Linked DNA regions of Mus musculus: region 2 is linked to region 1. A link is a contact called in ENCODE Hi-C or POLR2A ChIA-PET data. All regions are on one chromosome and are shown on one strand. Each heading gives the region's core, a stretch centred on a gene start or an enhancer-like site at or near the end of the contact. The rest is flanking DNA. Distances are from core to core; before and after follow the strand shown.

Region 1 (5,006 bases), core at 1,000-3,499:
ACTCAGAACTGTCAAAAGCTGGTGTGGCCCCTGGTGAGCTGGGTTTGTCTGCCTGCATCTTGTGGGTCAGCGGAGGGTGGCCCCGGGAAAGATGCCATCCAGCTATACCTCTGGGCTTGAAAGCTGGAAGTTGGAGGGGAGGATCTTTGCGAGGAGCTGAAGGCGGAGCCCTTGGCTGTTAGAATGAGGCAGGATTTCTGTTTGGGAGAAGGCTCCCTCCTTTCCTCCCTCTCCTCCACTGGGTTTTGCGTCACGGCTGTTTCCCCTTAGAGCTCAGCTGCAAAGCTCTGTAGAGGGCTCACAGCTTGGACTCATGAGGGTGTAGGAAGGAAGAGGCTCAGGCAAAAGGCAGCTGTGTGGGGAGCCACCTTCCAAGGGGGGTAGATCTGGGAGAGGGAGTCTAGGAAGGTCCAGCCACCCTGTACTCTTCTGAAGGCCTGGTGTGTGTGTGTGTGTGTGTGTGTGTGTGTGTGTGTGTGTGTGTTAGAACTGGGGACTTTTAAGACCAGCTACCCCTGGATACCCAGCAGAGAGTCTATAGCTGGAGGGTGTGGGCCTGGGAGAGGCTGCAAGTCCTGAAATGGAGGGCAGGTGACAGGATGAGGAAGGGAAGCTGGGACAGTGGACTCCAGACGGAAGATTTGTTCCAAAGGACCTGCGATGACCAAGAAGGGGAGGAGAGTGGCTTTAGGCAGCGCTGGCTGAGTTCCATCTCCAGACAGGTTCACCCTTGATCCATACCCCCGCGTGAGGGCTGAGGTACCTCCAATTCCCTTTCTGGAAACCACAGAGTGAACATCAACTCTGTCTGCTGTCCTCACTGGAGAGGGTTAAATGAGCTGAATGCCTCTCCTGGCGCTGCAGCAGAACAGGCCTACGTTTGGAAAGCTGGGCCCATGTTGGAAGGTTTGGGTGGTAACATTGCTAGGAGGACATTGATGCTTGCTGTGTTCTGCTCAGTCTTGCCAAGGCCCCACGGCCTGGGCTCTGACCACTGAGGCTGACTGCTGTCCAGACCAGCTGCCTCTGGTGAGGATTTGTGCCCTGCGTGGCCAAGGCTTCAGGAGAGAATGCGGGCCTGTCATACAAAACCTGCCAATTGTGAATCAATTGACAAACGCAAAGCCAAAAAGCACCAAGCGGGCCATGCTCAGTCCACCACCTGGGCAGAGAGAGCCAGTTGCCCGGTTTACCATCACAGAGGCCTCTGGAGGCAGCTCCTCCTCATTCTCCTGGTCTTCTGATCGGCATCCCCAGGTCCACCAGATGAACATGGCCATCTTGCTGGGCTGTGTGGGCCTGGGCAGACCTTTTGCCCTCTCTGGGCCACAGTATCCTGCCCTCCTGCCCTGTGATAGGACCTGGTCTATAGGTCTCCCAGCAATCTCCTCAGCCTCGGGGAGAAGATGCGGTTATTATGAAGTGACTCTTTCTGAGATGTGCTTCCGGGGTGATCAGAGGTACTATGTCCACAGTAACAGTTGTGTGTGTGTGTAGAGAGAGAATGTAGGTGTGTCATAAGTTGGAGCTTTGCATGACCCACTGTAAATATCATTTTAATAGCCTTGTGCTGGGACCTTCCATGGTGGAGCTGGAAGCTGGTGGGAAGCCTTCATTAACTCTCCCATGACCTGGGAAGGCTATGGTCCTTCTTCCTCGTTTGCAGTTAAGGACATTCAGGCATTGTCTGGGGGATGACTTTGTTGAATGAGCACCTCTGGGTCCCTGACTCACGTGTGAGTTCTTGGTGAGGGGCAGGGGGCTCAATGGGTGAAACTACGTTGGAATCTGAGGGACTGTCACAGTGGATCTGAACGGCAGAGGACAGAGCAAAGAAAAGTGTCTGCCTGGAGTTTTCTCTGACCACACATCCTTGGTCCTTGTCCACGCCCCTCAGTCCCTATGCTTTATTCCCAAAGCCCCTGGCCAGTGTTCTCTACAGCCTTCAGGCTACTGAGCCCTAAATCTCTTTTGCAGTGCCAGGAGTCTCAGCTGATTCTCTCGGGGGTCCCCGCAGCTTTGGCTGGAGATAGGGCAAGGCCTGAGTATAGGAAATCTTAGTTTTGTGTGCCCCTCACCCAGGGTGGCAGCGTCAGAACACGCTCTCCGGGGGCTGCGGGCCCTTTAAATCCTCCGGGGCGGCGGCGGCGGGCGGGGGATGACATCAGCGGGCGGGCCCGGGGCTCAATGGGAACCGCGGGGACGCGCGCGCGGGTAGGGAGCGCGCGAGCCGGCGGCGGGGGCGGGCGGCGGGAGGCGGCGGAGCGCGGAGCCTGAGCCCGGCCGGGCCGAGCGCAGCGCAGCGGGCCGGGGAGAGGCTGGCGCGCCCGCGGCCCGGCGAATCCTCTGGCATCCGCCCCGGCGGCCGCCCCGGCGCGGTGAGCATCGGGGGCCGGGGAAGCGGGGTTCCCTCCGCCTCTTTGTGTTTTCTTTTTGCGCGAGCGCGGGGCGGACACGCGCATCCGCGCAGGGCTGGGGGCGCCGCCCGTGAGGACAAAGGCGCGGCCGGGGACGCGGAGGGGACGGGCGCTTCGCAGGCCGCCGGGTGCACCGAGGCGGCCCCGGGTTGGGGCGGGGGACCTGCGGCAGGGGCCTGGCTGGGGTCCCGGGGGCGCTCGGGTTCCGGGCCGGCCTCGGCCCCTCCTCTGTGTCCTGGGCTCCGGGTCACCGAGGCCGTTCTCGCGTAGGGTGGGGGCGCGCGGGGGTCCTAAGTGATGGGGTGCGTGGTCACCCGGGCCACCGGCTTTGTTTTCCTTTGTGGCGAGAAGAAGGGAGGGGGTTATTTATCGCTTGGCTTCTCATTGCGGTGTGCGAGACAGCCTTGTGCTTCAAGCCTGTGAAAGCTGGGTGCCTGGGCGCCTCAGAGGCAGGGCTGCGACTTAGGCCACCCCCTCCCCCTACTTTGTCCAGAGTTTCCCCACATATTTCTTAGCATAGCCTCCCTTTGGAAAGGGGGTCTAGAGAGAGAGAGAAGGGGGTGCAGTTCCAATGAATACTTGCGTTTGGGACGCCTTTCCTAGGTTTAGGGCATTCCTTCAGTTTTTATTCTACTGATTCATTGACCAGGGTCTTGGCCCTGTGGAAGGTGGGTGGTGTGTGTGTCAGGAGGTGTGTGTGTATGGCAGGGTGACACGGGACTGCCCATGTGCCCAGCTGCTTGTAGTTGTAATTTTTCTAACCAGCTGAGAAGTCTTGACTCCTCATGGCCACCCCCCCCTTTTTTTAACTTTGTTTATTCCCCTCCCCCACCCCTCCCGTAAGGGACAGAGTGAAGAATTGGAAAGCTACTCTGATTTCCTGAAGGAGCCCCCACCCCAAAGTCAATTTCTTGGGGTGGCGGTGGAGGGGGGCTTTTAAGTGGAGGAGGGCTGGGACACGCTAGACTCCAGGGCTCTGGTCTCCAGGGTGGGGAGACCCTGGCGTTGGTAGGGTCCTTCAGGGTTGGTGATTGTGCAGAGAGCCGTGAGTGGAGAGGGGCTTGGGGGGTCATGTGCAGTGTATTTATGTAAGACTCCCAGACAGAGGGCACTGGTATTTATATAACCTGGCGTGGGTATTTATGTAATATAGGATGCAGTATATTTATGTTCCTTTCCTAACCTGTGGCTTTCCCAGATGCCATGTATGGTCTCTGAGTCGGCGTTAGTGGAAACCCGGCTTTGGGGGGGGGGGGTGTTTGTGAGTACACAGCCAGCCCCCCCTTTCCTGTAGGGATCCTAAGTGTGAGCCTCTACTCCCATGTTCCCCTTGGCGGGTGCCCTTAGCAAGCTGGACCATGTGTGGACCTGTGGTGCCAGGCTGGTGGGTTTTCTGCAGATATGCAGTCCTGTTCTTGGCAATCAGGGCAACTCAGCCATGTGGGCAAAGACCCATGATGGGAGAGCCCAGAGTTTGGCTGGCACCCAGCGGCAGCCACTTCCTTGTGGCTGGTAGAAGGACAGTGGTGGCTCTCGGGGACTTAGTACTAGGCTAGGGTGTCTCTCCTGGCTTGGCTCTCTCGCTTCTGGGGCTGATGGAGGAGCCCCAGTGAATCTCTCCTGGTTTCCTTCCAGGCCTGGTATCTGGGGGCAGGCTTGGCACAGGGAAAGGGTCAGCACCCCTTACCCCCAAGCAAGCCAGCAGTCACTGTCTCACCGAAGGGTTTTACTTCTCAAGCCTGGAGTGAAATAAGTTCTGGGTAGGAGGCCACCAGGTGGGCCAGCTGGACCCCTGTTTGGTCCTAGGTGAGATTTCTACCATTGGCTAGCTTCTGTGGGGATGGTAGCAAGGCCACTCTGGGCTCCGGTTCCCATCTATCTGCCAAAGGAGTGCCCTCTTGTTCCCTCACACCAGCTCATGTGTAACCATGCAGAGGCACCAAGGAACCAGTCTCCCTGTCTCATAGTTTACTATTCCCTGCCTCCCCATTCCCCAGCAGCCCAAACCTGCCCCCATTCATTGAGTCTTCTGTTTTGCTGACCTGGAACACAGGTACCCAACCTCTACCAGGCCAGTACAGAGGGATCCCTGCCATGGTCCAATCCTTGTTATCCATGGGCTTGGGGCCTCCACCTCATCTGAGGAAGGAGCAGGCTATGCAGCTTAGACCCACAGGGATGGGACCTGTCTCAGGAAGCCCTTACTTCCAGTCTTCAAGGAAGTCTCCCTGAGAGTCCGCATAAGATGTGTGTGCAGAAAGACCTGAGAAGTGGTTCTCTGTGGCCTGGGTAGAGCCTGGGAGGCCCTGGGAGGTACCTTGCCTTGCCTCTCTCAGTGGGGATCAGGTCCTCTCATATGAGGCCTGCTGGAACTGGCCAGCTTAGCCCTCCAGAGGCAAGGATAGAGGTGGGCAGCCTGTGGTTTCAGGAGTCTCGTGGTACCAAGGAGCTCTTTGACGTTCTTCCCTTTATCCTGGAGGTTGCAACTTGCTGACGGGCTATTATAGCTTTCAGGATGGTCTATTTCTGTGGACCCCGTTCCTCCCATTTCTATCAGATTCCTGGGGTCCAGGACGTCCCTGGGGTATT
Region 2 (5,006 bases), core at 1,267-3,766, 39 kb after region 1:
TCTACAGGATTTCTCTACATAGCCCTGGCTGTCCTGGAACTCATTCTGTAGATCAGGTTGGCTTCAAACTCACAGGGATCCACCTGCCTCTGCCTCCCTAGTGCTGGGAACAAAGGCGTGCGCTGCTATCACTCATCTTATTTATTTCTTTGAGTGACTGTCTCACTATGTAGCCATGGCTGGTCTAGAACTTGCTACATAGACCAGGCTAACCTTGAACTCACAGAGATCTACTTAGTGCTCCTGCTTCCGATATGATGCATTTAAAGGCTACTATTCTTGGCTTTTTTTGTCTTTGAAAAAATTTTATCTATTTATTTAGTGTGTGTGTGTGTGTGTGTGTGTGTGTGCACTCATGTCACTGTGTGTGCCTCTAGGTCAGAGCTGGTTTTCTCCTTCAGTCATGTAGTCATGAGGGCTGAACTCAGGCCCCTCAAGTACCCCGAGCTTCCCCCTTAGGACCTAGCTATTATATTTGTCCATGTTACAGATACTTTCAGTACGTGCTTGCCAGTACTCCCAGTGCAGCATACTAATTTTCATCAGGAAACAAGAAACTGTCAGACATCTTCATCCTTGCTGCATGCACTTTTCCTGGGGAGACATGAACAAATGTCTCCTCATCCCAGGGAAGGGACTGACCACAGAATAAAGGAATGATTCTGCTCCATCTAGCTTGGTTAAAGAACAGTCAACGAGTCTGTCAGCTGCTTATAGGAGCAAGAGTGAACGGTTGCTTCTTAAGGGTGATTAAAAACAGACAAACAAACAAACAAAAAAGAAGAAAGAAATAAGTCCCAGTCCAGCATGGGTAATGAGCCCCCCCCCCCCCCAGCTTTATGGGAGTGGCTTGCTTCTAGAATTTTCTACCTCCCAAGAATTCTTAACTCCCAAAGGTCATTTGGGGACAGGGGTGAGGGGAGGGGAATTACATATTACAGATGCCAGTAACCCCACCCCTCACCCACATTGCCATAGTATGACCAATAAACTCACAGGTTCATGGAGGGAGATGTGTAGAATCTTTGGTTTGTTTGGGTGCCTTCCTATTTGGGGCACGTATCTCCCCAAAGTTAATGCAACAGTCTGTTCACTAGGAAGATGGATAATAAGATAGGAAAACAATCGATACGTGTTAGAAATGAACTTTTATTAGGAGAACAGGGCACAGTGAGATGTTGACTATGGACTGCAGGTGAGGGGCTCAGCAATCTTACTCTGGGAAGGAGGTATTTGTCTCAGAACAATCCTGCTTCAGCTTCCCTAGTAAAGCCAGCCAAGCAAGACTTTGAAGACATGTCTGGGGAAACTGTAGCCCCAGCAGAGGGGACAGCAGGTGCAAAGGCATGGAAGCTGAATGCTTGTACTTGGTTGTAGGGAAAGCAAGAGGTCAGTGTTCAGGAAAAGGAGATGAGGCCAGGCATGCCTGCGGAGGGTGATGCTGGATCAAGGCTGTGCAGAGATCTGCAGATGTTGGCTTCATTTGGAATGGCATGAGGAACTAATTAAGGGTTTTGAGCAAAGTGCCATATAGTTCATCTTGGGTGGGTTCGTTTGTTTGTTTACTTTGGTGCAAAGAATTATATTGAGGGTCTGGTGAATGGTAAGCAAGCATTCCTCCAACGATTTGGATTTTTAAAGGAATCCCTGATTCTCACATTGGCACAGACCCGCCGAGGACAAGGTTGGAAAATCGGGCTAAGTAGATGCTCACAGTACCTGGGCAGAGCCTGGACATGACAGCAGTTCAGTAGTGTGGAGGTCAGAGTCTAGGGATACAGGATGTCTTGCCCAAGCTGATGGGACGAGGGGGAGAGGGAGGGCAGCACTCAAGGATAATACTAGACTTTCTGGCTTGAAGACTGGAAGCAGGGATTGGGGAATGCTGTGAAGAAGAAATGTGTGTGGAGGGGAAAGCAGCTGAGCCCGCTAAGTAAGAGGCGTCGGTAGACATTTGGAGCTGGAGATAAAAATAAACTTGGTTGCATATTACACATTTCAGTCATCTGGGTAAGACGAGGACCTCACAAATCAAAGTGGGGTAGGGGCTGGAATGACTCCTCTAGAATCGGTTCGTTAGGCTGCTAGGAATGAGGTGGGGCAGCTCCACTAGAGCAGTTTCATTTTGCATAACTATACAAAACGTTCCGTGGAAGTCCGTTCCACAGTCTCACACTCACCCTCCCTGTCTCAAACGTCAACTAGATTTCGTTTCACCTTCAGCGTTGGCATATACAAGGCTTTCAGAGAATTGAAACTCAAGCTAGCTCGCGAGTGTCCGGGACAGTCTGTATCCCGCGGGTCAGACTGTGCATCCCAGGACTGTGGTGGGTGGGACTGGACTAGGAAACCTGGGCCCTGGGTCTCTCGCGGTGCGTTTGCGAGTTGCAAGAGGACCTCACCATTCTCCTGACCCGAGATTGCGCGTGGTGCTTCGCAGCGCGCGGCCCCTTTAAGGCTCGGCGAGTGACCTCAGCGGCGCGCTCCGGCCCCGCCCCCGCCAGCGGCGTTCCTAGTGCGCAGGCGCGGCGCGGCGGTACCCGGCGGGGCTCGGGACGCGCCAGCGGCGGCCGAGATACCGGGCTGCGGCGCCGCCTGCTCCGCCTGCAGTCTCCAGCGCCATGGGCTCCTGAGGTACCCGGGCGGCGGATGCACGGGATGAACGGGGACCGGGCGGGGGCTGCACCTTGGGGAGAACTCCACTCTGGGGACTTCCCGCGGGGAGGCAGGGACTCGGAGGCCCCCAAGCGGCCCGTGGGTGTGCCCGCTTCGCCAGCGTGGCGGGGCCCTGAGTGTAACCGGACCTGCTCGTGGGGGAGTCGGGGTGGGCGGCGCGGGGCCCAGCCTCTTACCGATGGGACTGTGCGCACCGCGGTGGGTGTGCTGCAGCCTGGCACGACCGAACGGGGCGGGGAGACGTCGGTCCTCAGTGCAGTGGCTTTGACCTGGCCCGGTGGTCGGCCCTTGAGACGGTACATGCGTAAATGGGGGTGTGCGCGCGCTTTGCACACAGGTCAGTAGATTTGAAGGGGGATAGGGATCTGGGGCTCCCAGGATGCTGGGTGTTCAAAGGAACCCTAGAGATTGGTTTGGGTGTGTGGTGCCTGTTTGCCTGGGCACGCCCTTGGACACCTTGCTTGGATGCTTAGCTTGGGGCTAAGGAGCTCCAGGCAGTGGCAAAGCTAGGGAGTCTGGGGAACGGGCTCGGATTTTTAGTTTGTATCCTTTCTTGGAGGACTGTATGAGGCGGGACATCTCATCCCTCCCTCCTTGGAGGCCTTGGTGGGGCAAAGCAGGTGTCTGCCTGCCTGATACCTGGGTGTGAGGTGAAGGTCTATGTATTATTCATCTGGCTGCCAGGTGCTTTATGTAAGGAGAGAAGTAGCAATCTGTGCCCTGGAGGCAAGTGCTGCAGACTCAGCCAACACACACACACACACACACACACACACACACCCCACCAGCATCAGCAGCAGGGGGAGGTGCAGGTCTCCACGGTCTGGCTTTTTTGACAGGCTGTTTGCAGCATCCCTCTTCGTGTCAACAAGTTTGGTGGGCCCTTGGGCTCGGCACATCTGAGTATCTTGAGAGTTCTGTGCAGGGCCGGAGTTGGAACCCTTGGGTGTGGGAGCCCCAGAAGCTAGACTGGTGCTCACCCCGCACACAGATGTGAGGATCGAGGCATCGAAGAGCTCTCAGGTGCTTGGGGCAGAATCAGAATTGGAAAGAATCACAGGGATTCCAGAAACAGAAGACAAAAGACTGAGGAGTATGGAGGTGGATTCAGTGCTGGGGGGTGGGGGGTGGGGGGGATGGACAAGCCAGCAAAAAAAAAAAAAAAAAAAAAAAAAAAGGAAAAAGAAAAAAAAAGGCTTCAGTACAAAGGGACAGTCGAGCCAAAGCTGGGTGACTAACATTCCTCAGAGACTTCTTGCTTTCCATGTGTATTTTCCCAGTTTGTTCTCAGGGCAGCTGTGCCAATAATGTATCGGGCATAGATGTGGGTTAGGAAACTGAGGCAGCAGGTCAAGGCGGGTGGGGTGGGACGGGATGGGGATTAAGTGACTCCCTTGTCAGTGTGGGACTAGTAGGCTCTGGTAGCATCCTTCATCCCTGGGTCTTGCCCAAGTTGCCTTGTAACTTACTGAGCATCTACTATGCGCCCGGCTGAGGGCTGTCTCCCGGCCCTGCTGGCTCACTGCTCTCCCTGATGTCCCTGGAGTAGAACACAGAGGAACAGGATCTAATACCTTCTTCTAGAGGCTCCCAGTCTGCTGCGGAGGTGGACATAGATAGCGACCCCACTGGCCAGTGTGGGTGGTGGGGCTCTAAATACTCCCCTAAGAGCCATAGGTGACCTGGGCGTCCTTGTGTAATCCTGGGGGATGCCTTGTAGATTGCTCCCAGGGTGGTGGGGTTGGACTAGGGAGGAGAGAAGAGCTTCCGGGTGGGAGGGGATCAGTGGGCAGCTTGTCCTAGTTCTGTGGACCAGGCCTGTCGGCTGGCTGCTCTCTCCCATTTTTTCCCCTCTTTTGGTCCTGTGCACTGGATCGGGACCTCAGGCACTCTGGGCAGGCAGTGTGCTGCTGAGCCGTGTCCTCGGCCCTCCAGGACTCCCTGCCTTTGAGGCTTTGCTTCTGTTTGCCAGCTGGCCTGCCCAGGCCTCTCCCCAAGAGGGGCTCGGTGCTATTTCCAGTCCCGCTGTGCTCATTTCTCTCCATGTGCTCCCTGGAGTAGAAGCTGCTAGGCAAGGCAGGGCCCAGGCCTTTCTTGTTTTGAAAGTAAGTAGCAGCAGCGAATGAGACTGGGGATTTGATGTGAGTGTTGGGAAGCCTGGAGCTAGGCCCTCAGAGCTCAATGTGGGGTCTGCCCCAGGACCTTGGCTGAGGTCTTTTTGGGGGCAGCAGGTGCTTGCTGAATACCTCCTGTGTGCCATGAATTTGCTGGCCATCAGGGAAGAGAGGCCAGAGACCTGGGTTGTCCCCTGTGAAAGGCTGTGGTTGGCT

Evidence for each region. Hi-C counts contacts between places; a loop is a spot of excess contacts on that map. ChIA-PET counts read pairs that join two places held with the same protein, here RNA polymerase II (POLR2A).
Region 2: a loop to region 1 is called in a map of heart, with 4 times the contacts of the local background. The contact joins the promoter of Tmem184b here to the promoter of Csnk1e in region 1. A Hi-C loop is called at or near these places in 16 of 37 maps with a recorded cell type or tissue (T-helper 2 cell, adrenal gland, gastrocnemius and 3 more). POLR2A ChIA-PET finds 5 or more read pairs at or near these places in 4 of 5 experiments (Patski and embryonic stem cell).

What each region holds. Positions count from the first base shown.
Region 1 is chr15:79,439,300-79,444,305 of GRCm38, reverse strand. Csnk1e (casein kinase 1, epsilon) reads left to right here and starts at 2,249. Exons shown (of 11, transcript NM_013767.6): 1 at 2,249-2,378.
Region 2 is chr15:79,400,813-79,405,818 of GRCm38, reverse strand. It overlaps Tmem184b (transmembrane protein 184b), which reads left to right and starts at 2,516. Exons shown (of 9, transcript NM_172608.1): 1 at 2,516-2,634.